3 separate regions of the Homo sapiens genome follow, and all the other regions are linked to region 2. Evidence: read pairs that join two places in POLR2A ChIA-PET (ENCODE). Cell type or tissue: Caco-2. All regions are shown on one strand. Region 1 has its middle 150 kb from the start of COL21A1. Region 2 overlaps DST (dystonin). Region 3 overlaps DST (dystonin).

Evidence for each region. ChIA-PET counts read pairs that join two places held together with the same protein. Peaks named below come from ENCODE experiments on the same cell type or tissue, not always from the same donor. Only the 100,000 strongest peaks of a DNase experiment are listed, where the experiment ranks them.
Region 1: POLR2A ChIA-PET joins it to region 2 with 10 read pairs; 4 of 35 experiments call an interaction of 5 or more read pairs at or near these places.
Region 3: POLR2A ChIA-PET joins it to region 2 with 11 read pairs; 2 of 35 experiments call an interaction of 5 or more read pairs at or near these places.

The regions. Positions count from the first base shown.
Region 1 is chr6:56,396,291-56,404,290 of GRCh38, reverse strand. No RefSeq gene overlaps it. Among named protein-coding and RNA genes, the nearest start is that of COL21A1, 150 kb to the right of the region's middle. In Caco-2, no CTCF peak of the experiment used is centred here; DNase peaks (open chromatin) are centred at 4,300 and 4,790.
Region 2 is chr6:56,539,010-56,547,009 of GRCh38, reverse strand. The region is part of intron 61 of DST (dystonin); the gene reads left to right. Among named protein-coding and RNA genes, the nearest start is that of COL21A1, 300 kb to the right of the region's middle. RefSeq lists enhancers at 3,930-4,349, 4,054-4,819. In Caco-2, no CTCF peak of the experiment used is centred here; a DNase peak (open chromatin) is centred at 4,139; H3K4me3 peaks cover 1,810 bases.
Region 3 is chr6:56,805,890-56,813,889 of GRCh38, reverse strand. The region is part of intron 4 of DST (dystonin); the gene reads left to right. Among named protein-coding and RNA genes, the nearest start is that of DST-AS1, 34 kb to the left of the region's middle. In Caco-2, no CTCF peak of the experiment used is centred here; a DNase peak (open chromatin) is centred at 4,749.

The sequences.
Region 1 (8,000 bases), 140 kb after region 2:
AAATAGCAATATCTTGTAGGCTATTTGTGCTGCGATTATATGGAGAGGTTGGTTGGTAATGACGTTTGCTTTCTATTTCCACATCAAATAAGGCAGTCAAACATGTTGAGGAAGCTGCTCTTAGTAGAAAATAGTTAAAATTTTCATCCCCAGGGAAATATGTCATGGACACGATAGGCCTGGATTTGGTTGAAAAACCTCAGGCAGTTCTTGCAGTAATCTGTGAAAGTGTGTTGCATGTTATTACTGTGTCAGGATGAAGGCAAAAAGCAGACAAACAAGAGTATAAAATTTATCTTTGCTTTCAGAACCCTGGAATATGTCCATTTTAATAATATTTGAGGCAACGCTGAGCTAGTTTCCCAGCCCAGATATAAATAGCTTGCTCTTCAGTTTGAGTACAAGCTGCAAAAGTTCTTCAGGCATCCATTGACTAGCTGTACACACCATCTTGCCATGGCAGCAATGGTTCCCTCCCACTGCTTCATTTCCTTATATTGTAAAAATGTCAACTGTAGTGAGACACCAAATGCTGTGAGGAATGACAGCATTCACTTTTACTTATTTTGTGATTATTCTGTGCCAGATACTAAGTGCCTTGTGTATATTAAATCCTTAATCTTCATAATAGTAAGATAGAAACCATCATTATCACCACTTTACAGATGAGAAAAGGAAAACAAAGAGAGTACACTGACCAACATCACCCAACTAGTTGTGACTGAGCCAGGATTACAAAGATAGAAATAACAAAGATGCTATAATATGTCAAGCATTTATTATGTGGCAGGATCTGGGCTAAACACTTTATGTGTATTTTTTAAAAATCCAAAACTTGGAAATAACATGAAATGATGACTGCATGTCTTTTCATGATGAAGCATTGTCTAGCAGGTCCATCCAAGGTTTATCTAATTTTCCAGGACTGTGTTTTTGACTTTCTATTTACTATTGATTCAGACCCAGATTGTATGACATTAGATGGTAACTTGTAGGAGATTAATGTATTTAAAATAATTTTTGGGTGATAGACATCCAAATAATTGTTATAGAAAAGGTAATTACACATGTTAAGTTTTATTACTCTACAGGATATTTGGCACCTTTGTAAATAATTTGGCATTCTTATTCCAGCACTTTCTTTCATTTACTATGGGTGTCGGTCTCTCCCATACTACCTTGAATTGCCATTGCTATCCAGCTGATTTCCTCATTAATAAGTTAAATAACTCTTTGTTGCATGTTCACTATAGGTTTGGATAATCATCACATCTTTTAAATAAATCTCAGGTGATTCTTATATGCAATAACTACTCTGGTTAAAATTCCAGAGACCCGTGTTCTAGTCCTTCAATTTCTGGACAAATTACTACTCAATTCTGGGTTTACATTTTCACATGGTGAAACTCTGTCTCTACTAAAACACAAAAAATTAGCTGGGTGCGGCGGCATGCGTCTGTAGTCCCAGCTATTTGGGAGGCTGAGGCAGGAGAATTGATTGAACCCGGGAGGCGGAGGTTGCAGTGAGCCGAGATCGCGCCACTGCACTCCAGCCTGGGCGACAGAGGAAGACTCCGTCTCTTAAAAAAAAAAAAAGTTTCTCATTTGCAGCAGCGCTCCTCTTACAGGGACACCAAACACCAACACTCATTTATTTAAAACAGGAGTGATGATAGTTGCCTTGCAGAGAATAGAGGATTGTAGCAAGAATCTGCTATCTGATAATAATGACCAATCTGCCATGAAAGTTGGCAGAGACAAGGTCTAGAAATTCCCCAAGAGGGAGTAATTGGGGGTAAGGCTTGCATCATCTCTGGAAGGCAGAATGGAATTGGTGGGTTTAGAAAAAGGAATTACCCAGAAGAAATGCCAAGAGGTACTTCTATGGGAATCCACTAGAAGGATTCAAATGGGTACTTTTTCTGGCAGAAGAAAGAATCAGCAGACTTAAAGATAGTTCAATAGAGATCACACAATTTGAAGAATAGAAAATAATGAAGAAAAATGAAGGGCCTCAGAGAAATGTGGAGCAGCCTTAAGTGCACCAAAATGTGTGTAATGGGAGTGCCGGAAGGAGAAGAGAGAGGAGGCAAAAAAAATGCAGGCAGTCCCCAGTATACTATGGTTTAACTTAACAACTTTTTGATTTTACAATGTAGAGAAAGCAATACACATTCAGTAGAAATTGTACTTTGAATTTTAAAATTCTTCATAATAACTTCATTATAATATAAGCTTTGTGTTAGATGATTTTGCCCAACTGTAGGCTAATGTAAATGTTCCAAGCATGTTTAAGGTAGATGACGCTAAGCTATGATGTTCAGTAGGTTAGGTGTATTAAGTGCATTTTCAACCTAGATTTTCAACTTACAATGGGTTTATCAGGATGAAACCCAATTGTAAGTTTAGGAGCATCTGTATTCAAAGTGTAAGTTTAGGAGCATCTGTATTCAAAGAAGTAATGGCTGGAAACTTTCCAAATCTAATGAAAAAACATTAAACTACCCTTTAAGAAGCTCAATGAACCCCAAGAAGGATAAACACAAAGAGATTCACATTCTGACACATCATAGTGAAACAAAGAGAAAGAGATAATATTAAAAGTAGCAAAAGAAAAATGACTTATCACATACAAGTGATAAGATTAACAGCTGACTTTTTGTCAGAAACAGTGAATTTCAGAAGAGAAGGGGGTAACATATTCAATCTGCTGAAGCAAAAAAAAAACCAAAACTATCTTTTAAAAATGAAACAAATCCCCAGATTAACAGAAACAGAGAAAATTTATTTATAGCAGAAATACTTCCAAGACCTACAAGGAAGTTTTTGAGGCTGAAAGAAGATTAAATTGGAGAGTAATTTGAATTCACATGAAAAACTCAAGGACTGGTAAATGTAATTATATAGGTAGCTATAAAAAAGTATAATTACATATTTCTTCTTTTTTTCTCTAACTGATTTAAAAGTTGCAATATAATTTCATAAGATCTATGAAATTATATTGTTGGTCCTATAACATATAGAGGCATAATATATTTGACAATATATTTGACACAAGGAGAGAAAGAAACTATACTGGAGTAAGAAAATGGCATTATGGTAACTCAAATCCAGAGAAAGAAAAGAAGAGGACAGTAATAATCTAAAGTAGAATCTAATAAATTAAGGTATATATTGTAATTCCTCTAGTGAATGCTAATAAAATAACTCAAAAATATAATCTAAAAGTCATTAAAGAAATTAAAATAATACACCAGAAAAATTACCCACTTAATACAAAAAGAACACAGTAAATAAAAAATAGAGAAACAAAAAAGACATGAGACAAACTAAAAAGTAAAATGGGATGCAAATCCAACTATATCAATAATAATATTAAATGTGAAGGAATGAAACAATCCAATCAAAAGGTAGAGATTGTCATAATGACAAAAAAACAAGATCCAACTCTTTGCTGTCTGTAAGAAACACTTTAGATTCCAATCTAAAAATAGGTTGAAAATTAAAGGATGGTGTATAGTTTGTTTTTTTTCCCCAGCACTGCATATGTATCATTTCCCCACATCAATTCTCCAACTCTCTGACGCCAACTGGGTGCCCCAAAATTCGATCCTATTCTGATACTATCTACCTGGAGTTAGTGTCAGATCCCACAAGTTAAAGGACTTAGTCCCGGAAGATCACTTTCAGTTTAGATGCCAGCTGCGAGTGGGATTCTCAGGTCACTGAAACTCCTTCCCAGTTGACAAGTTTGGGGCTTCCCACCGTCTCTCAGGTTCAATTATTTGCTAGAACAGCCTTCAGGACTCAGAAAAGCACTCTACTTACTATTACTGGCTTTGTGTCCGAATAAGATGACTCATGGTAGTGGGCAGGAGTGGGCTGCCCAGGTACTTCAGGATGATATCCCTGCACAGGAGCCACTGCCCTCATGGAGTCAGGGTGCATCACCCTTCTAGCATGCAGATGTATTCAAACTTGGAAGCTCTCTGAACTTCATCATCTAGGGGTTTTGTTTTTTTTTTCTTTTTTGGAGGTTTCATTCATAGTCATGATTGATGAAATCATTGGCCATTGGTGATTGAATTCAGTCTCTAGTCCCTCTGTCTTCCCTGGAGTGAGACATTGCTCCCCACAAAAGGGCATTAGCTGCGGGGGTCTGCCTTCAGACCCTGACCCAACGACAGATGAATAAAACGTACACTGACACACAGATATTCTGTTTTGCCAGTCCTGCTGAGTGTCCGACCGCCTGCACACCAAGAGAGGTTTGTCACTGCGGCCGGCCCTGAGCAGCTTGCACTCCAGGCATTTATTTAGTATAGAATTAACAACAGAAGCTCTGAGTCAACACTCTTGTGAATAATTAACATGGTTAAGAGAGTAGTTTTATGAATGATTAAAGTTCAGGTACCGCAGTCTAAAGTAAATACCATTAGGGGGCAATATCCCTGGTCGACCTCCCCCACCCCCCACCCCGAGAGGGCTATCTGGCTCAAAGGTTAGTTAATGGAGGTAGAGTAAACAAAATTAACTGGGGAAGACTCTGTTATCTCTAGTATTTACCCTATGACATAATGCTCTAAGGTAAGAACCAGCTGCCTTCAGCCTGTTCAGTTATTACAAGCTATGTAACCTTTCGGCCTTCCAAAAAGGTTTGTGACTATTCCCTATAACTTTCCCTAATATTTCCCTTTAATATTTCTGCCAGCATCCTGAGTGAATCCCAGCACTGGAGGTCAGGGGGTGGGGCTGCAAGTTGCAACCCTCTAATTACATGATTGGTTTATCTGGTGACCAGCCCCTAACCTGAATATCTACGCAGCCCACTGCTGCCCACTACCATGAGTCATCTTATCCAGATGCAAAGCCAGTAAATTCCAAAGGTTTTAGGAGATTTGTGCCAAGAGTAGAGGATCAAAGATCAAGTATTTATTTTTTATTATACTACAGATAAATACACACACACACACACACACACACCATGCAAACATAAAAGCTGAAGTATCATAAGAGAGCTCAAGTATCATAAGAGAGCTCAAGTATCTATACAAAGATGAAATGAAATAGACTTTAAGCAAAAAATGTTGCTAGAGACAGAGAGGAACATTTTACAATTCCCTAATATCCTGGAAAGAGGAATTGGTGAGTGGAAAGAAGGGGAGAATCTGAAGCTACAATGTTTGCTTGCTCCTTTATGATTGGGTTTAGGAACTGGGGAAGACATCAACAGGACGAGGCCCATTAGAGTAAAAAATGTCCTAGGAATATGAGCTAGGAGAAACAAAGTCAGGGGGAAGAAGACATAACTTGGAATCCCTTTCCCCACAAACCTCACAGATCAACATTTAATTGGCCTTTACTATGACCTTCCTGTGAGCCCTCAGTAACAATAATCTCATGATCAGGTTGGGTTCTAGAAAAATGTACATTTTATATCTTGTTAAGAACAAGATTGAGAGGACAGAAATTATTTGGTAGGATGGTAATTCCACTTAATGGTTAAATGGAATGTGTGCCTCAAAGAAGATTAAGCTAAGAAAAAGAAATGATGAACAGTTATGAATGAAGGGGAAAAAAGCCCTCAAGAAAATGAAAGGTGTTTTAGCTATGAAAGGCAAAATGTTTCAATTATTTTGCTATTTTAATGACAATGATAATAAAACCAAAGGATTCCTCAATCTTTCAAAAAACAAAGTAGTTTTATAATCACGTCAACATAGCACTGTCAAATTGCATTTATTTAGGATCAACACACATAATAAAATTATCACTTTTAATTTTAAAAAGTAGGTGCTTATTGGGATCATATCATTTACTTCATTCTCTGAATTAGATTCATTCTTTTTTTTTTTTTTTTTTTTTTTTTTTTTTGTGAGATGGGGTCTTACCCTGTCACCCAGGTTGGGGTGCAGGGGCGTGATTTCTACTGTGAATCCATGTGGCCCTGGGCTTTATTTTTGTTGGCAATTTTTTTTTATTGATTCAATCTCACTGATTGTTATTAGTCTGTTCAAGATTTCTGTTTCTTCCTGATTTAATCTAGAAGAGTTTTATTTTTTCAGGAATTTATCCATTTCCTCTAGATTTTCTAGTTTGTGTTTATAGAGGTGTTCATACTAGTCATGAATGATCTCTTGTATTTCTATGGTTTTGGTTATAATGTCTCCATTTTTATTTCTAATTGAGCTTATTTAAATCCTCTCTCTTTTTTTCTTGGTTAATCTAGCTAATGCTCTATCAATTTTGTTTATCTTTTCAAAGAATCAATTTTTTGTTTCATTGATCTTTTGAATTTTTTTGTTTTAACTTCATTCAGTTCTTCTCTGATCTTTGTTGTTTCTTTTCTTCTGCTAGCTTTGGGTTTTGTTTGTTCTTGTTTCTCTAGTTCCTTAAGGTGTGATGTTAGGTTGTCAATTTGTGATTTTTCAGGCTTTTTGATGTAGGCATTTAGCACTATAAACTTTCCTCTTAGCACTGCTTTTGCTGTATCCCAGGGTTATTGATAATTTGTGTTGCTATTATCACTTATTTCAAATAATTTTTAAATTTTCATCTTCATTTTATTGTTAAGCCCCAAATCATTTGGAAGCAGATTGTTTGATGTCCATATATTTGTATAGTTTTAAAGGTTCCTTTTAAAGATGATTTATGGTTTTATTCACTGTGGCCTGAGAAGATACCTGATGTGATTTTGAGTTTTAAAAAATTATTAAACTTGTTTTGTGGCCTATCATATGGTCTATCTTGAGAAATGTTACACATGCTGATGAGAAAAATGTATATTCTGCAGGTCTTGGGTAGAATTGTAAATATCTGTTAGGTTCATTTGTTCTAGAATATAGTTTAAGTCTATTATTTCTTTGTTGGCTTTTTGACTTGATGATCTGTCTAGAGTTGTCAGTGGAGTGTTGAAGTCCCCTAGTATTATTGTGTTGCTTTTTATCTCATTTCTTAAGTCTAGTAGTAATTGTTTTATGAATCTGGCAGCTTTAGAGTTAGGTGTGCATATATTTAAGGTTGTAATATCTTCTTTTTGGATTGATCCTTCTATTATATACAATGACTTTGTCTATTTTTTTTACTGTTTTTTTTTAAAGTCTGTTTTATCTGACATAAGAATAGCTACTACTGCTTGCTTTTGGCTTCTATTTGCATGGGATATCTTTCTCCATCCCTTTACCTTGAGTTTATATGAATCATTACATGTTAGGTGAGTCTCTTAAAAACAATAGATATTTGGTTTATGATTTTTATCCATTCTGCCAATCTGTATCTTTTAAGTAGGCCATTTATGCAATATTAATATTGAGATGTGAGGTACTACTCCAGTCATCATGTGGATTGTTACCTAGATACTTTCTTTTCTTCACTGTGTTTTTGTTATATAGGCCCTGTGGGTTTTATGGCTTCAAGAGGTTCTATTCTGGTACATATGGACCTTTTATTTCAGGATTTATAACTCTTTTTAGCATTTCTTGTAGGACTTGTCTGGTAGTGACAATTCTCTCAGCATTTGTTTGTCTGAAAAAGACTTTATTTCCCCTTGATTTATGAAACTTAGTTTTGTAAAATAATTCTTAGCCAACAGTTGTTCTGTTTAAGGAGGTTGAAAATACGACCTCAATCCCTTTTGGCATGTAAAGTTTCTGCTGAGAAGTCTGCTGTTAATCTTATGGGTTAGTGGATGCTTTAGTCTCACTGCTCTTGGAATTCTTTTCTACATTAACTTTAGATAGCCTCATGGCTATATACCTTGGCGATGTCCTTTTTGCAATGAAGCTCCCAGATGTTCTTTGAGCTTCTTCTATTTGGATATCTAATTCTCTAGCAAGGCCAAGGAAGTTTTCTAGTTTTCCAAACTTTTTGCTTTCTTTTCTCCCTCAGGATCACCAACTATTCTTAGGTTTGGTCGTTTTACATAATCCATATTTCTTGAACACTTTTTTATGTTGGTTTATGTTGGTTTTCACCTTTCACTTGTATCTCCTTGAGTAGCT
Region 2 (8,000 bases):
GTTGTTCTGAAGGCAGTTCCAGCCAGAGATTTTATAATGTAGGATTTTTTGGTAGTTGTTATTTTGTTTTGCTTTTACCTTGATAAACCTATATCACCATTTTAGAGTGATCCAATAAAACAGCCAAACTGCGGTATCTACTGTCATTATTATAGGCCCACCTTTGATCAAAGGAAACCTTCATAATGTATTTTATTAATATGGAAAGTTGCTTAAAGTTGTGTGTGAGAGAGAGACAGAGAAGAATTTGCCTTGTTATGAAATTAGACATTGGTTTCTTGAAAAGAACATTTGAGTGGTAAATGTTTATCTAGGTCTCTAATCATTCATTAATAACAATGTAGGATAAGGAAATGCTACGATTTTAAGTGAAAAGTGTCTGGAGCTGCTCAAGAACTGGATACAACAAGAAAATGTCTGTGCTCACAGATCCTATTCTCACATATCTCCAGTTGTCTTCATTTCAAGCTTTATTTCTTTTGTCAGTATTTTAATATGAAAAGTATTTCCAGATTTTGTTTGTTTTTTTTTTTCTCTGAAGAAAATTGAATAGGGCCATTAACATGTGAGTTGCTTCTGCTTGCTGGATAGCTTTTCTTTAAATGAACTTTTTGACATTTATATATATATATATATATATATATATATATATATATATATATGAAATATGTATATATTTCAATTAATAAGATTTATATATAGAATCATCTTCTGTTACATAGAATTTTTTTTCACTGTCACCAGAAAACCTCATTGAAGATGTGGGAAAGGCATAGTCTTAGTATTGTAGTAACTTACAGGAAGAAGAGCAAGTGCTCATTAAAGATATTAACTAAGGTTCACATCAAGATAAACTCCTGTCAAGATCAGTTGGTGAATCTCTTGTTTCTAAATCGGTTTAGGGCTTTAGGATGAGAATATTCTACTTTCTTCTAAATATAAACTGTATTCCCATGAAATAAATAGTTATTGCATATTCATATGATGCATATTCATATCTTTGGAAACGTTTAGCCATTTATGTGAATAAATTTAATAGTTTGAAAACTAAAAATATAGCATGCCTTCAGTTTTCATTAGCTAATGGCTTATTTGTTTTAGAAAGAACAATTTTTGCTCTTAATGCCTGTTTATGTACTTGCAGCACAAAACGCATATCCCTTGTTTGACTTCTCATCCTGATTTCAAGAGCTATCAGGCCAAGAGTTATTCATTGATAATAGTGCGTTTACTTACATAGACATTTTTCACTTACTGCACATTGAACTTAATACCTCCAATCCTTCAACCCTAAAACCTCCATGTTTCAGCTGATAAAATTGCTCTTTTCTATGAGTAAATAATGTGTAAATAATAATCATAAATGTGAATGATAAAACTTTTCTATGATGTACATTGTTGCACTTAGTGGGAAGACTTTTCAGGGACTTTCCTTTTAAAAGATTTAATTAAACTTTAGGAATATAAAATGAGAAAATATTACTGTTTTGCTTATAATTCAATTAGTAGTTGTGTACTTTTCTGAAATCATCTGCTTTAGTAGATAGTTTAGCTGGATTATATCTAGTAGGCTACAAAAAGTAAGTAAAGCTACATTTTGAAAACAGCATTATGATTTCTGTATTATGAAATAATAGTGTTGGCTATTTTTCAGGAAAACTTTACGTACCTTATTATGTATTTCTCTCATTGTGAAAATGTGAGGGGGCTGGGCACAGTGGGTCATGCCTGTAATCCCAGCACTTTGGGAGACTGAGGCAGGAGGACTGCTTGAGCCCAGGTGTTCAAAACCATCCTGGGCAACAGAGTGAGACCCCATCTCCACAAAAAATTTTTAAAATTAGCCAGGTGTAGTGGTGCGCATCTGTACTTGGGAGGCTGAGACAGGAGGATCACATGAGCCCGAGAGGTCAAGGCTGCAGTGAGCTGTGATCATGCCACTGCATTTCAGCCTGGGTGACAGAGCAAGACCCTGTCTCAGAAAAAAAGAAAATGTGATGGATCTAGATATCATGATTAATATTTAACATGGTTTAATATATCTTGATTTTATTAACATTAGAGGCTATAACATTTATAGTAGCTGTCTAAACCAAATTTTTGGGGAAAAATAAACCAGTCCGGTTCTGCTCTATATATGAGCTCTTACATGTCATCCAGGTAAGACTTTGGAATGTGATTTCAAGTAACAAAGATATATGTAAATTATTGTGACAAATTTTAATAGCACAAATCTTAATGTGAATCAATATAAAAATCAGTTCAATAAAAAAGGAATTTAGTTATTAAATAAGTGGTGTATACTTGAACTCAATTAACTAGGGAATATTTTCCCATAGCACTGTTTACTTCCGAACTGTGTCATGGCCATTTTCTCATTCACATTCCCATTCTAGTGTAAGTGGTGTAAGGACAGTGGTGGCTATGTCTTTACAACATCATTTTTCCAGTGCTTACATGTTGTTTGGCAGACAGTGAGTGCTATTTTTTTGAATCATTTAATTTATGAATGAATTATTTGTGCAGTTTTAAAAATGTACTACCCACCTCAAATGTGAGGTTATATGTTGCTCCTCTTAGCTTTTCATAAGCCTAGAATAATATTGTGCTAATGATTCAGAGTTAGAGTCTAAGGTGAACTGAATTAGAGCCATTCTTTATTATGAAAAGTTCTGTAAGGATCTTAGAGTGTTTAGAGAAAGGCACTCAGAGATCTCAAGGAAACTTTATTATTCATATTGCCATGAATAAGTAGTTTTCTAAGCTTACATATCAAGAGAGCGGCAGCTGGGAGTAAGACTCTTGGCCTCTACTATTTCCCAGTCTAGTGCCCAATCCACTGTTCAAGCGTGGTAAGTATGAGACCATTTTTCTTTCTCTTATCAGTGCCTTATTACAGCCTGTGTGCTTGAACACCACAGAATCAGGTGCTTGTTGAAATATTTCACGTCTTGAACATGAAAAATTGGCATTGATATTGTGATGTGGATGGATATTTTTAAATCTCTTTTTCTTTATAGATAGTCATATATCTAGTCAACTTAATGATGGCCACATACTGAGTTGCATCTAATAATCTAATAATTGTTGAATGGATGAGTTACCGATAGAGTTTTCATTATGAAAAGATTTTTTTAAAAAAGATTCAACTCTTAGATTTATCGAATGAATATTGAGATAACGTTTTCTCATTAAAGGCACAAAAGTTTCCTCCCACATCTTTTCTGTAAAATTAACAAAGAAAGTATAAAGTTGTTTTTACTAGAACTGCCTTCTTCATTTGGAGTTAGCACAGTTTTGTTCATGTTCAAATGATTATTTTATGAGATTGAAGAAAGACCGCTTCATTTGTAACTGACACTCTGACGATGTTTCTTATTTTGTAAAATAGAGAATGTTTAGATTTTATTTAAATAAAACTATTAAATTTCCTACAAAGACTAAGAGTTGGCTTGCTGAATTTATTTTCAAACAGTATTTTTAGAAGGGTGTTCAGTAGATAAAAATCTGTGGAGGTGATTTTGTTTATTAAATATCTGGAGTCAGTGAGTACCACTCTTGGGCCTTGTGTTAACCTCAAGAGTACTGTATGGTTATTAGTAACTACTAATATTCATGTCAGCAGTGCTGAGAGCCCCTCACTGGTAGGAATACTTTACTCTGGAGAACAGTTAGATTTGAACTTGGGCTTCAAAAGGGAACGGCAAAACACTCTCGACTTCAAAGTGATCTGCACTTTGCATCGCAGATACTGCTGAAGCATCAGATTCTTCAGTGTAAAAGTGCGGTTTCAACTGAAGGATAGGGACCTATGTAGCCCCCCTTTTCCCATTTAGTATTCAAATGAGTGCGGTCTCTGGACCTTCACAAAATAATTTCTTCGCGGATCTCCCGGTGCCAGGTTCTGCCTCCGCAAGCCCTACGGATCCCCTCCCATTTTGAAGTAGTCGGCGGGGTTTCCGCGGTGTTTGAACCTGAGCTGTCCCTCTCCCCAGTGGCCGGACTCGGCCTGCTTTGCGCTGATGTCACCACAAGCTGTTACATTGCAGCCTCTCGGCTTCGAGGTACCTCCCACTGAAACCGCTCGCCGACTCCCGGGAAGAAGCGAAAGATGACTGCGAAGTTAAGTCACGGGAGGGCGTAGCACCGAAGTGGTAGAGAGCTGCGGCTCCGGAACGCCCGGCAGGCCCAGAGACGCAGCAGATGGTGCCTGAAGAGAGAGGGCGTTGCTGCAAGCGCCCTGGCTGGAGAGCATGCCTGCCCGGCACCGTGCTGCCCTGAGGAGCCGCGGACAGCCCCGGAGCTCCCTTCCGGAGTTCTTTCTGCTGCCTCCACCGCCACCGTCTCTCTCTAGCCCCAGCTGAAATGAAGGCCATACCGCGGCCACAGAACTTGGTTCAGTTTCAAAGGCTAATGTAGTCCCTGGGTTTTCTGCTCAATGTGAATTACGCTGCCTGTGCCTTAGAGGAAGCCGCGGAGCTCTTCGTTGCTGCAATTGCCTCAGGTGGAATAAGCCTTCCTAAGGAGGACCAGATAAGAATCTTTGGAAATGGCTTTTTTTTTTTTTTTTTTTTTTTTTTTAAAGAAGCTTAGTAGTACACCATGCTTTCTGTTTACTTTAAACGGTTGCTGGATTGTACTGCCCTGGGTGTCTAAAAGTCTGGTGTTTTTTTCTTTCTTCCTTTGAGTAGTTCTGAATAGCATTGAAGAAGCTTAAAACAGGAAGAAAACCTGCCTTTTCAATCAAGTTTATTTATAGCTACTCCCCCCTCCAAAAAAAAAAAGTAAAAGAAAAATGTAACTTTCTCATAACGTTAGACTTAACTTATTTTTCTCTGAAGATTTGTTCTGTGCCTTGATGTGAACAATACCAGGTCCCTGTGTTTGTCTTTTAAATTTCTGGAGCATGGTTTATTTACCAGAATGGTGGAGTTCTGCAAGCCATCTTTAAGTGGATTACAGTTAACCAGAGCTCTGCCGAAATTAACATTCAGGCTGTTAAAATGCTTGCTCATTTGGAAATTTTAATCTGGAAATATCAGACTAAAAAGGGAAATGGACTGACAATGGAATGTTCTGAGTGTTTGAGCCACTGTTAAGTGTGTGTTTGTTTATTTTCTGTGTTTTGGAGTGTGTGAACGGGGACTTTGGGAGCTGGGAAAGGTGGACAAAGGAGATTTTTGTTCTCTGTTATTGATGCACTTTATTGTTTAGAATCATCCTAAAATCAACCAGGTAAAAGGATAGTTGCATTTATACTGATGCACTGCTGATGACCTTAAACACCTCATGTATTATGAAATATATTATTTGAGCATGTGTCTTTATGCTAAAGACACTCCATAGCTCTGTTCAGAAGTATACTTTTTTGGAAGATGCTTTATCTTATTTCTTATCTGTGTCAAGAGCTGCAATATTTGTTTTAACTATCTGCAAAATGGGGAAGCCACTCAGCAGACCAGACTGTTTACGTCAGAATCCCCCATGTGTAGGGAAGGGTGAAGAAGAGGAGGACCTAAATATCGAAGACTGTTACGTCCCACAGCGGTCAATCTATGATACTGTTAGACTAAATGAACAGATAGACTCTGGTTCAAAAGGTAGTCTATCTTCCAGGCATTTTACAGATCGAACTTTACCCTACAGTCACAGAACACTGGATGTTAGTTCTTTATGCTCTAATGGTGCCCTTACTTCTTCCAGTGTATTTGAGCTGAGAGGTCGGGAAGCTAACAAACTAGATGAAAAGATGATCTTTGATGCACTCAAACTAAATAGTGATATCATTCGAACCACAGGATTACCTAAAGCCAAATCTCATGCGGAAAAGAAAGAGCATAGACGGTCATGGCGAATGTTTGTCCCGGCCAATTTTATGGATTATGCAAACAAAAGTGAAAGCTCTTTTGTTGAACCTGCTGATATGTCAGATGCTGTTACCAAGGCCAGCAAGTGCAGATGGGGTACTAATTCTCTCACTTCGGAGGAGGATGACTCTGGTTTATGTAGCCCTCCAGCAGAGAGGGAAGAAAAACAGGGCATTTTAACTGGAGACCAGTCACGAATTAAAAGTTTGTCTTCTACTGAAGATATTCTTGTAACAGACCAATACAGACCATTTTTTTCTGTTAATTCCATTAGCGAACAGAAAATCCCACTGCTTTCATGTCAAAGTGCCCACCCTGATGAAAATTTCAAAATGATTTTACATGATGTTTCTCCACTAGAGGAAGCAAAACATGTAAATGGTCAAAGGGAAATCCACGATGAAAATTGTTGCCTGCAGAATAATTTGAAAGAGAGCCCTGTGAAGTGTGACCCATTAATTATGCCAAGAAATAGAGAAAATGAGCATATTTTTAACCTTGGAGAAGAGGACGAAACATACGGACCTGGAGAATCCCAAATCACAGCACAAAGTAGGGAACTCTTGAAGGATTCCCCTCAAGATTTAGATCTCTCTCACACAGATCTAGGGGAGAGTGATGTAGATTGTGGTAGCACCAGCTTAGTAGAAAATGTGACACTTTTGACACAATATGATTCAGGAGAATGCAACATTGCATCTAAAGAGGAAGTGGAGGCTCCTCTTTCTGCCCAGGAGAGCGAAATGCTCTATAAGAAGTTCTCCCTGAAATTCGTATCAGCAAGAAAGAAAGCAGCACCCAGAAAAACAGGGGCCCAGGCAGGAATATTGGACACAGTCTGCAATGGCTTTCAGTTGGTTCAGGTAATTCATGGAAATATGAAACTCTGCAGTGTCAAAAGTTTGCGGTTCTGCTAAAAGTTTGTGGTTCTGTTTCAGAGTGGTCACTAGTGTTTCTAATAATAATGAAATCCACACTTTTGTTTTGGAGGTTTGACTAGCACCCTGCAAGATGCCACATATTGATAAATGGATAATTATAACAAATTAATAGGGACTGTTTTGGAGAAGAATTGATATTCCCAGCTGTTCAGGGTCCTGTTATTGATTGTGCAGATGGTGGCCATTCCCCTTCATTTAGAAGGCCTCCACTGTGAATATATGTTAATGTTAGGCTTTTACACAAATTGTGGTAAAGACACTGCCATTTAAGAGCCATTATATTGGATTTATTAAGCTTGAACAGGCTTAGTCATGAAGGTACAAACAGTATTATATTGTTATGGCCTGCAAAGTACTCTATCCACATTAAGGACTTTTTTTAATAGGTTGAAAAATTTCTCTCAGGAGCTCTGCATGTGAGAGTAGAGTTATTATGCTGTACTTTGCAGGCATTATAGCTCCCAACTTTTTGTGAGTGGTGAATGAGGTAAGAAAGTAAAGGGTGCAGCCTTGTAATAAGTAGAGATTGCTTGTCAAGCCTGTAATTTTTTTCTTCCCACTCAGATTGAAGTTCAGCTGTTTTGGTACTTTTACTAAACTCTTCTGGTAAACTTGGCCTCAAAGGTAGTTTTATTTTATTTTAAACTTCTCTTCATGCTTGTGTGCTGTGGGTTAGATTAGGGGGAAAGGCTCTCTTCATAGGTATTTTGTTAACATTGAGAGATAAGGAACTTAGACAATATCAGAACCGTTCCTCTTCTCAGTCTGTGAAATAATTGTTCTTGTTAGTTATGCCTTTTTCTTAGACATGCAGTAAATGGCATGCTAATTTAAAAGCTTAGCAAATTAATTTTTTTCTGTAAAGGATATTTCAGTTTATTTGTAGAAAACAATTAAATCTTAGGGGAGTATATACTCTTTAGTAGTTATCTTTTTAAATCCTTAGTATATTTTTGGGGGCACTTTAGAAAACTATCAGATTTACCTAGATCTACTCCAATATAAACCCCTGAAATTAATTTAAAACCAAGACCAGAGGTTAAGGCAATTTAATAGAACATTATTGTTATCCTTTTGTCCTGAAAACTATATAAGAGGGAAAATAAAACGTTTCCTTGAATGTTTATTTACAAGTTCCTGGAATTTAAAAGGTAGCAGTTTTTGTACACCCCCACCCTCCGCCCCCACTTTT
Region 3 (8,000 bases), 270 kb before region 2:
CTCTTGGGGCATGTAATCTTGGATTCCAAAGAACAGCATCATAATGAAACTCTAGTATAATGGATTAGAAAAATTTCCACAGAAGGAATAGACCTGTAAAAACAAATAGCAAAATATTAAGGAGCAACCACAAAAACACCATCTCATTTTTGAATTTTCATTTCCCCTCCTTTGCTATAGCAATTATCCATTAAGAACTGTTTTTCTGAAATTCGGCTGGCTTAAAAGAATGTTTTTCTGAAAAGCGTATCTCAAATTTATATTTCAATTGCTTGTTAAATAGTAGGAAACTAGTTTTATTATTTATACGTGTTTTATTTGTATTGTAAAGGAATAACTGTTGGTAGGTAAAAGAACTGGAATATTTTAAATATTTCTTTGTAGTTTCTTTAGGCAAATTTGTATTTCTTAAGAAATAGCATAAGAATTAAGTATATTAACATCGAATTTTAAAAAGTATTTGCTTCGTAAGTGGACATTTTATTTTATTTTTTTTTTTATTATTATTATACTTTAAGTTTTAGGGTACATGTGCACAATGTGCAGGTTAGTTACATATGTGTACATGTGCCATGCTGGTGTGCTGCACCCATTAACTCGTCATTTAGCATTAGGTATATCTCCTAATGCTATCCCTCCCCCCTCCCCCCACCCCACAACAGTCCCCAGAGTGTGATGTTCCCCTTCCTGTGTCCATGTGTTCTCATTGTTCAATTCCCACCTATGAGTGAGAACATGTGGTGTTTGGTTTTTTGTTCTTGAGATAGTTTACTGAGAATGATGATTTCCAATTTCATCCACGTCCCTACAAAGGACATGAACTCATCCTTTTTTATGGCTGCATAGTATTCCATGGTGTATGTGTGCCACATTTTCTTAATCCAGTCTATCATTGTTGGACATTTGGGTTGGTTCCAAGTCTTTGCTATTGTGAATAGTGCCGCAATAAACATACGTGTGCATGTGTCTTTATAGCAGCATGATTTATAGTCCTTTGGGTATATACCCAGTAATGGGATGGCTGGGTCAAATGGTATTTCTAGTTCTAGATCCCTGCGGAATCACCACACTGACTTCCACAATGGTTGAACAAGTTTACAGTCCCACTAACAGTGTAAAAGTGTTCCTATTTCTCGTTAAGTGGACATTTTAAATTAAATGAGAATATTTGCATCTAGGGTTGTAATATGGTAGTATATTGTGAGGTTTGATATTCAAGACTGTTTTATTCCAGTGTTTTATGGCAGAATTTGAGATTTTCAATAATGTCCCACATTTAAGACATTTGTCTACTTTATTTAGCACACATGTTTCAGAATATTAAAAGCTGTTTTATTGGCAAGTAAATCTTAGTTTAGATCTCTCATTTGAAATATTTCATCCCTTATAAGATTTACCTCAGAATGTTTTCTCCTCCTATAGAATACAGTTTATGTTTCAGGTTTACTCTTTTTAGATGTTTTTCTGAAAAATTTTATTTTAGATTTATTAGTAAATTTTCATCTTAATTAGAATGAGTTATGACCTGATTAAGACATTTCTTTCACTTCTGTCTTTTTTTAGCCAGTAGAAAAACATTTGAGTTTATTTTTAAGGGAGTGATTTCAGTTTCAAACAAACAACAAGAAAAGCCTGATATAAAATTAAGTAAGCTGTTTAAAAAACATGCTATCCATGTTACAGAACTGTGAAGAATTTTTGTCAGATTTATATCAGTTGCCATAGAATATTTTCTTTTTTCTTTTCTTTTCTTTTCTTTTCTTTTCTTTTCTTTTCTTTTTTTTTTTTGAGTCAGAGTCTCTTTCTGTTGCCCAGGCTGGAGTGCAGTGGTGTGATCTCAGTTCACTGCAATCTCCACCTTCTGGGTTCAAGCAGTTCTCATGCCTCAGCCTCCTGAGTAGCTGGGACTACAGGTGTGCTCCACTACGCCTGGCTAATTTTTTTTTTTCGTATTTTTAGTAGAGATGGGGTTTCACCATATTGGCCAGGCTGGTCTCAAACTCCTGGCCTCAAGTGATCTACCTGCCTTGGCCTCCCAAAGTGCTGGGATTACAGGTGTGAACCACTGTGCCTGGCCTGCTTTTGTCTTATCAAGGAACTTATATTTCTAATCACTTTATCTATTAATAAAGAAGTGAGTGCTTTCTCTTGTTTTCAAAGTGGTCTTGACATTGATATATCAGATTGTGGTTGGTGAAAATGAGAAAGACCTTTGGCAGGTCACCTTGTGTTTACCAGGCAAATGGGAAAATAAGGCTGACACAGTTTCATCATCAGCTGGTAGTTAACTTTAAGCTTTGTTTTTTTCTTCTCCATTTTAAATGAAAGATAGTATCCAATTTACAAATGGATTTGCTTCACAGTTTCTTTTTAAATGGGCTTAAATGGATCTCATAATAGCACATTTCCTTAACATGTTCTGTTAGGAAACCAAGGCATAATATTGATGATGCTATAGCATCCTGACGTTTTACTTCATTCCATTCAGAAAATCCAGAGCTGGGTCCATGGCCCATTTCCTTCTGGTAGCAGGGGGAGAGGACCTGGCTTTTCTCTGGATCCCTCCCTGGTGTCAGCTGAGAGACTTTCCTGGCTTACTCCTTTCTCTACTGTCAGGGACCCAGTACTTCCTGCTTCGTCTCTCAGGTTGGGGCTGGGAACATGCTCCCCATCCTACCTTTTTTTTTTTTTTTTTTTTTTTTTTTTGAGACAGGGTCTTGCTCTGTCGCCTAGGCTGGAGTGCAGTGGCACAATCACAGGTCACTGCAGCCTCTACCTTCCAGGCTCAAGTGATCCTCCCACCTCAGCCTCCCAAGTAGCTGGGACTACAGGTGCATGCCACCATGCCTGGCTAAATTTTGTAGTTTTTGTAGAGATGGGGGGTCTCACTATGTTGCCCAGGCTGGTCTTGAACTCCTGGGCTCAAACGATCCTCCTGCCTCTGCCTCCCAAAGTGCTGGGATTTCAAGCAAGAGTCACCATACCCAGCTTCCCATTCTACTTTTTTCTCCCAGGTTTTTTGCTGGTCAGAACTCCTTGAAAACCTGAGGTGTTCCAGCCTGAAAGGAGGCTGTATCTTGTTCTTCTTAATGAAGATGACATGATGTAGCAGGAGGAATAAAACACATTTGGAGTCAGGATACCTGGAGTTACCCTGATACTGCCTTTTTTTTTTTTCCCTGTGAGACCCTGAGCAAATCATTTGCCTTTTAATTTTGGTAGGGGTGGTGGGTGTTTAGTGTATGTGGTGTGTAGTTTGCATTATGTTACATCTGATGTCCCTCACTGCTTTAACATTACATACCACATATTTCAGAAGAGGATTTGCAAATATGATCACATATTTCAGAAGGGGATTTGCAAATTATTAGGTTCTTAAAAGGTAGGAACATAAGATTTTTAACATAGAATTTATGAACTTTTACACATGGTTGAACAAGAAACTCCTTAGAATTCAGATGTTTATACTTGGGTATGTTATGAATAACTGACATAGTCTCAGTGTATTACTATAAAATGCTGCCATTTCTGGAAGGGGTGGTATCATGTTGTGTGTAGATATAATACATATATTTTTAAGAGATGGGAGTCTTGCTCTATCACCCAAGCTGGAATGCAGTGGCACAGTCATAGCTCACTGCAGCTTTGAACTCCTGGGCTCAAGCGATCTTTTCATCTCAGCCTTCCAAGTAGCTGGAACGTGCCACCATGCCTGGCTAATTTTTTATAGAGGTGGGGTCTTGCTATGTTGTCCAAGCTGGTCTCGAACTTCTGGCTTCAAGCAGTCCTTCTGCCTTGGCCTCCCAAAGTGCTGGGATTACAGGTGTGAGCCACTTTACCTGGCCCATAAATATATTATAACTAAAATTTGCTCTTTAACTGTTTACTGAAAGTACGGGTTGTCATCCTTTTATTTTCTATAGGCCAACACGTTTAGTGCTACTAGGAGACAAAAATAATAAAGTAATACTGATAGGTAAAAATGCTATATTTAAAATTCCTAAAAATTTGCATATCAAAATTTAAGTTGTTCATATAATTTCTTAGGGGAAAATGAAGCAGAAAGAAGTTTATTTAAAAGTTATACCCTTGTGATTGAAAATCTGTCTAAAATATATCAGTTTCTTTTCTTGTTCTAGTTCAAGGTGGTAAACATAATTAAGCTTTATTGAGTATCTTGCCACAGAATGAATCATGAATGGTTACGTTTACTATGATTTTATCAATGATCTATGTGGAAGGTGGGAGATTAAATTAAATGTGTGCAGGCATCAGCCAAAAATTTATTAAATATTTTAATGCTTTACATTTTTTCTTTCAGGTAGAACTATGAGAGATAGTATATTGCAGGCTCTAATTTCTTTGGTTTCTAATGTTTGACTATATAAGAATATAATCATCATAAGATGGCAATATTCATTATTAAATTTAATTTATGCTACCACTCAAATGGTTAGGTTGTGAAATAAGATTGTTTAATAGTGTTTGAAAGATTTGTATACCCCTGAGACTCTAGCTAGCACCCTGACTGATGCCCTGACAGAAAAAGATGATTGGAGCATTCAGAAGTTATGCCTCACTCGGGGAGGGGCAGTTGAGATTTGTTCCCTGATACCAGACCCATTCCTTGAATACTTTGTGACTGATGAGATTGACTTTGGAGTGGGAGACAGAGAAAGAATTTGGGGTGCGGTAGTATCTTGGAGGCTTAAGGGAGAGCACCAAGAAGCAGATCACAGGGCAGAAGAGGGATGAGTGCCTTTCAAGAGAAGGTGGGGAGGTTTGAGAGGAGTGAGTCAATAGTGTAGAGTCCTCACACAATCCTGCCTCCCAGCTGTTCCCTTTGCCATCAGATGCTGAGTGATTTGACATTACAGATGACCATGGAGGGCAGTGTGGGTGATGAGGAAGGCTGCACCGCACTGTGGGATTCACATTAGGCAGTCCAATATAAACCAGACTTACACCAGACTCATGCAACAAATTTGCCCACTAGCCATTATTCACAAATTACTGAAGTTATCACTGACTGATAAACACAGAATACCAGCAGGTGGGAGGAAATGTTGTCTAGTTTCTATTATTAGCTTGTGCTCCATCTGCTGATTATAAAAGTTTCACTGGTTCATTTATTTTAACCTCTCAATTGAATCTTACTGCAGGAAAACAAATTGTAGAATACATCTTACTAGTTGTGGGAAATCAAATTTAATTTGAATAGCAAAAAGTAAATAGAATGATATTTTATGCTGAATCTAAGTAGCCACATCCGTAGTCTTCTTTATTAAAGGAATGTTGGGTTAGCTCAATTGTGGATAATTTTATTATTTTCATTTAGGAAACAATTACAACATATTAGATAAATGGTAAATCATTTTTTACCCTTTCTTCTCCATGATTTAAAAAATAAGAATGGAAAACATGAATTTTACATTTTTTTCCCACTGCATTAAGTTTTATTATTACTGTGGTTTGTTTTTATTTCAAACTTTTCATGTTTCATGTCTCTCAACGCTTTTTGTCCTCAAACTTTATTGCTGGAGTATTTAATAGCAAATATAAACGATTCCTATAGACTTTTGTATTTTTGAGAAAAAAGTAGCAGCACGGACAATCTCAGTTGGTTTTTTTTTTTTAAACAAAGTACTGTTTTTCAAAAGAAACTATAACAAACAGTTGTGGACTTTGTTAGGGCTTGGGTAGGTGGGCCAGAAGTCATGGGGTGTTACTTGGATGACGTCATAGCTCAGGGTCTGGTTCTTAGCCCAGGGAGACTCACCCTTTCTAGGTAAACAAACTCCAAGGTGCCTGATGTTTAAACCAGAACTTGTTTATTAACGTATAGTGAAAAGAATTCAACAGCCAAGTGGTTTGGACATTCATGTTGGATAGAAGACTAGTACATTTTTTTCTATCAGAAAATCTGTATGAGAAGCCATAGTATGCCTGGAATTGGAAGTAATAGGAATTATGTTTTGACCAGCAAAAAATTTTTATTGGGATGAAGTCCAGCCTACCAATTTTTTTCTTTTGTGGTTCATGCTTTTGATGACATGTCTAAGAAGTTGTTGCCTAACTCAAGATTATAAAGATATGCAGCTACATTTTTTTCTAGAAGTTTTATAGTTTTGTCCCTTACATTTAGGACTGTGGTCTGTTTTGAATTAACTTTTGTGTATGATGCTAGGTAATATGCTAGTTACGTATGAATGTCTAGTTTTTCCAGCACTATTTGTTGAAAAAACTGTCCTTTCTTCCGTTGAATTAACTTGGCACCTCTGGGAAGAATCTGTTGACCCTATATTGCTAGGTCTGTCTGGACCCTGTTCAGTTCCATTGACCCGTGTGTTTAATTTTATGCCATTACCACACCATCTTGATGATGATAGCTTTAAATGTTGCAATCAGGTAATGTGAGTCCCAGTTTGTCCTTTTACGTAATTGTTTTGGCTAGTCTGTTCCTTTATATTTCCATGTAAATTTTTAAATCAGTTTATCAGTTTCTATAAAAATGTTTGCCATGATTTTGATTGTAATTGTGTTGAGTCTAAAGATCAGTTGGGAGGCTGGATGCAGTGGCTCACACCTGTAATCACAACACTTTGGGAAGCCAAGGTGGGTGGATCGCTTGAGCCCAGGAGTTCAAGACCAATCTGGACAACATGGCAAAACCCTGTCTCTACAAAAAACACACACCTCTAGTCCAGGCTACTTGGGAGGCTGACATGGGGGGACTGCTTGAGCCTGGGAAGCGGAGGTTGCAGTGAGCTGAGATTGTGCCACTGCACTCCAGCCTGGGGGACAGAGCGAGACCCTGTCTCAAAAAAAAGGTCAGTGGGGAGAAATTCACAAGTATCAATATTGAGTCATTTGATCTATGAACGTAGTATATATTTAGATCTCCTTTAATTTCTCTCAGCCATCTTTATAGGTATATAGAGCTATAGGTATATTATATAGACTCATATCTGGGTTCAAATCATGGCTCTGTCACTTATGGAGTGACCTTGGTCAAGTTTCTTAGCTTCTGTGAGCGTCATCTTCCTTGTCTATAAAATAGGGATAATATGTCATTGGTTTTGTCTAAGGGTTAAGTGAATTGATGTATGTTAAAGGCCTAATGTTATGCCTGGCAAAAAGTTTACTGCACAATACAAGTTGTTGTCATTATTATCATCATTGTCATCTTTACCATCAAGTAATGATGGCCTGTTGGATCCACCTCTGCCAAATAGTTATTCTTGCCCAGCAACCAGATGGTTAGTAGCAGCTGCTCAGGGCTCCCTTTATGGTCAGCATGGCTGATGAACACTGCCACACGCTTGCTTTTAGGGCCTCTCTTTTCTCTACTCCACACTACCATTCATTCTCCAGCTGTAGCTGTTTACACATTCTTCCTTTGGATTATGTTAATACCATTGATTAGGCCACAGCTTTCCTTGCATTTAGTCCAGTCTTCCTTTGATTTTCCAATATTGCTTTCTGCTTTTGCTTGGAAGATTTTGCTCTTTTTGTATGTCACTGTCTTAATCTCTCCTACTATGTGTTTATGGGTTTAATTTTCAGAGTTTGGGGCTAGCTCACTATCACCCCATTTTCCACTGGAGTATTTTGTAGATTGGGCAATAACTTAACTAGAATAACATACTTTAAGTGTTTGCACAGAATATATATTTTTAAATTTTGCCTCATTTATGGGAAAGTGGGGGAGAAAATGATATTTTTTATTTAAAACTTTTTAGAAGATGAGATGTGAAAATAATTTGATAGTGACTAAATCAACTGGTTGTTACACTGTTATTCTCAGTCTTATGAATTCAGAAAGTCCACTGTTTTGAAATCAGAACCTTGTCACTTACCCCCATCCTAATGAGGTTTGCATGTCAGCACTGTCAGGGTCCTTCAGGGAAATGCAAAGCAATTTCTTACGGGGAGATTTGGGATATCTGTGTCTATGTGATGTCTACATTTTTGTACAGTCATGATTTAACTTCAGAAAG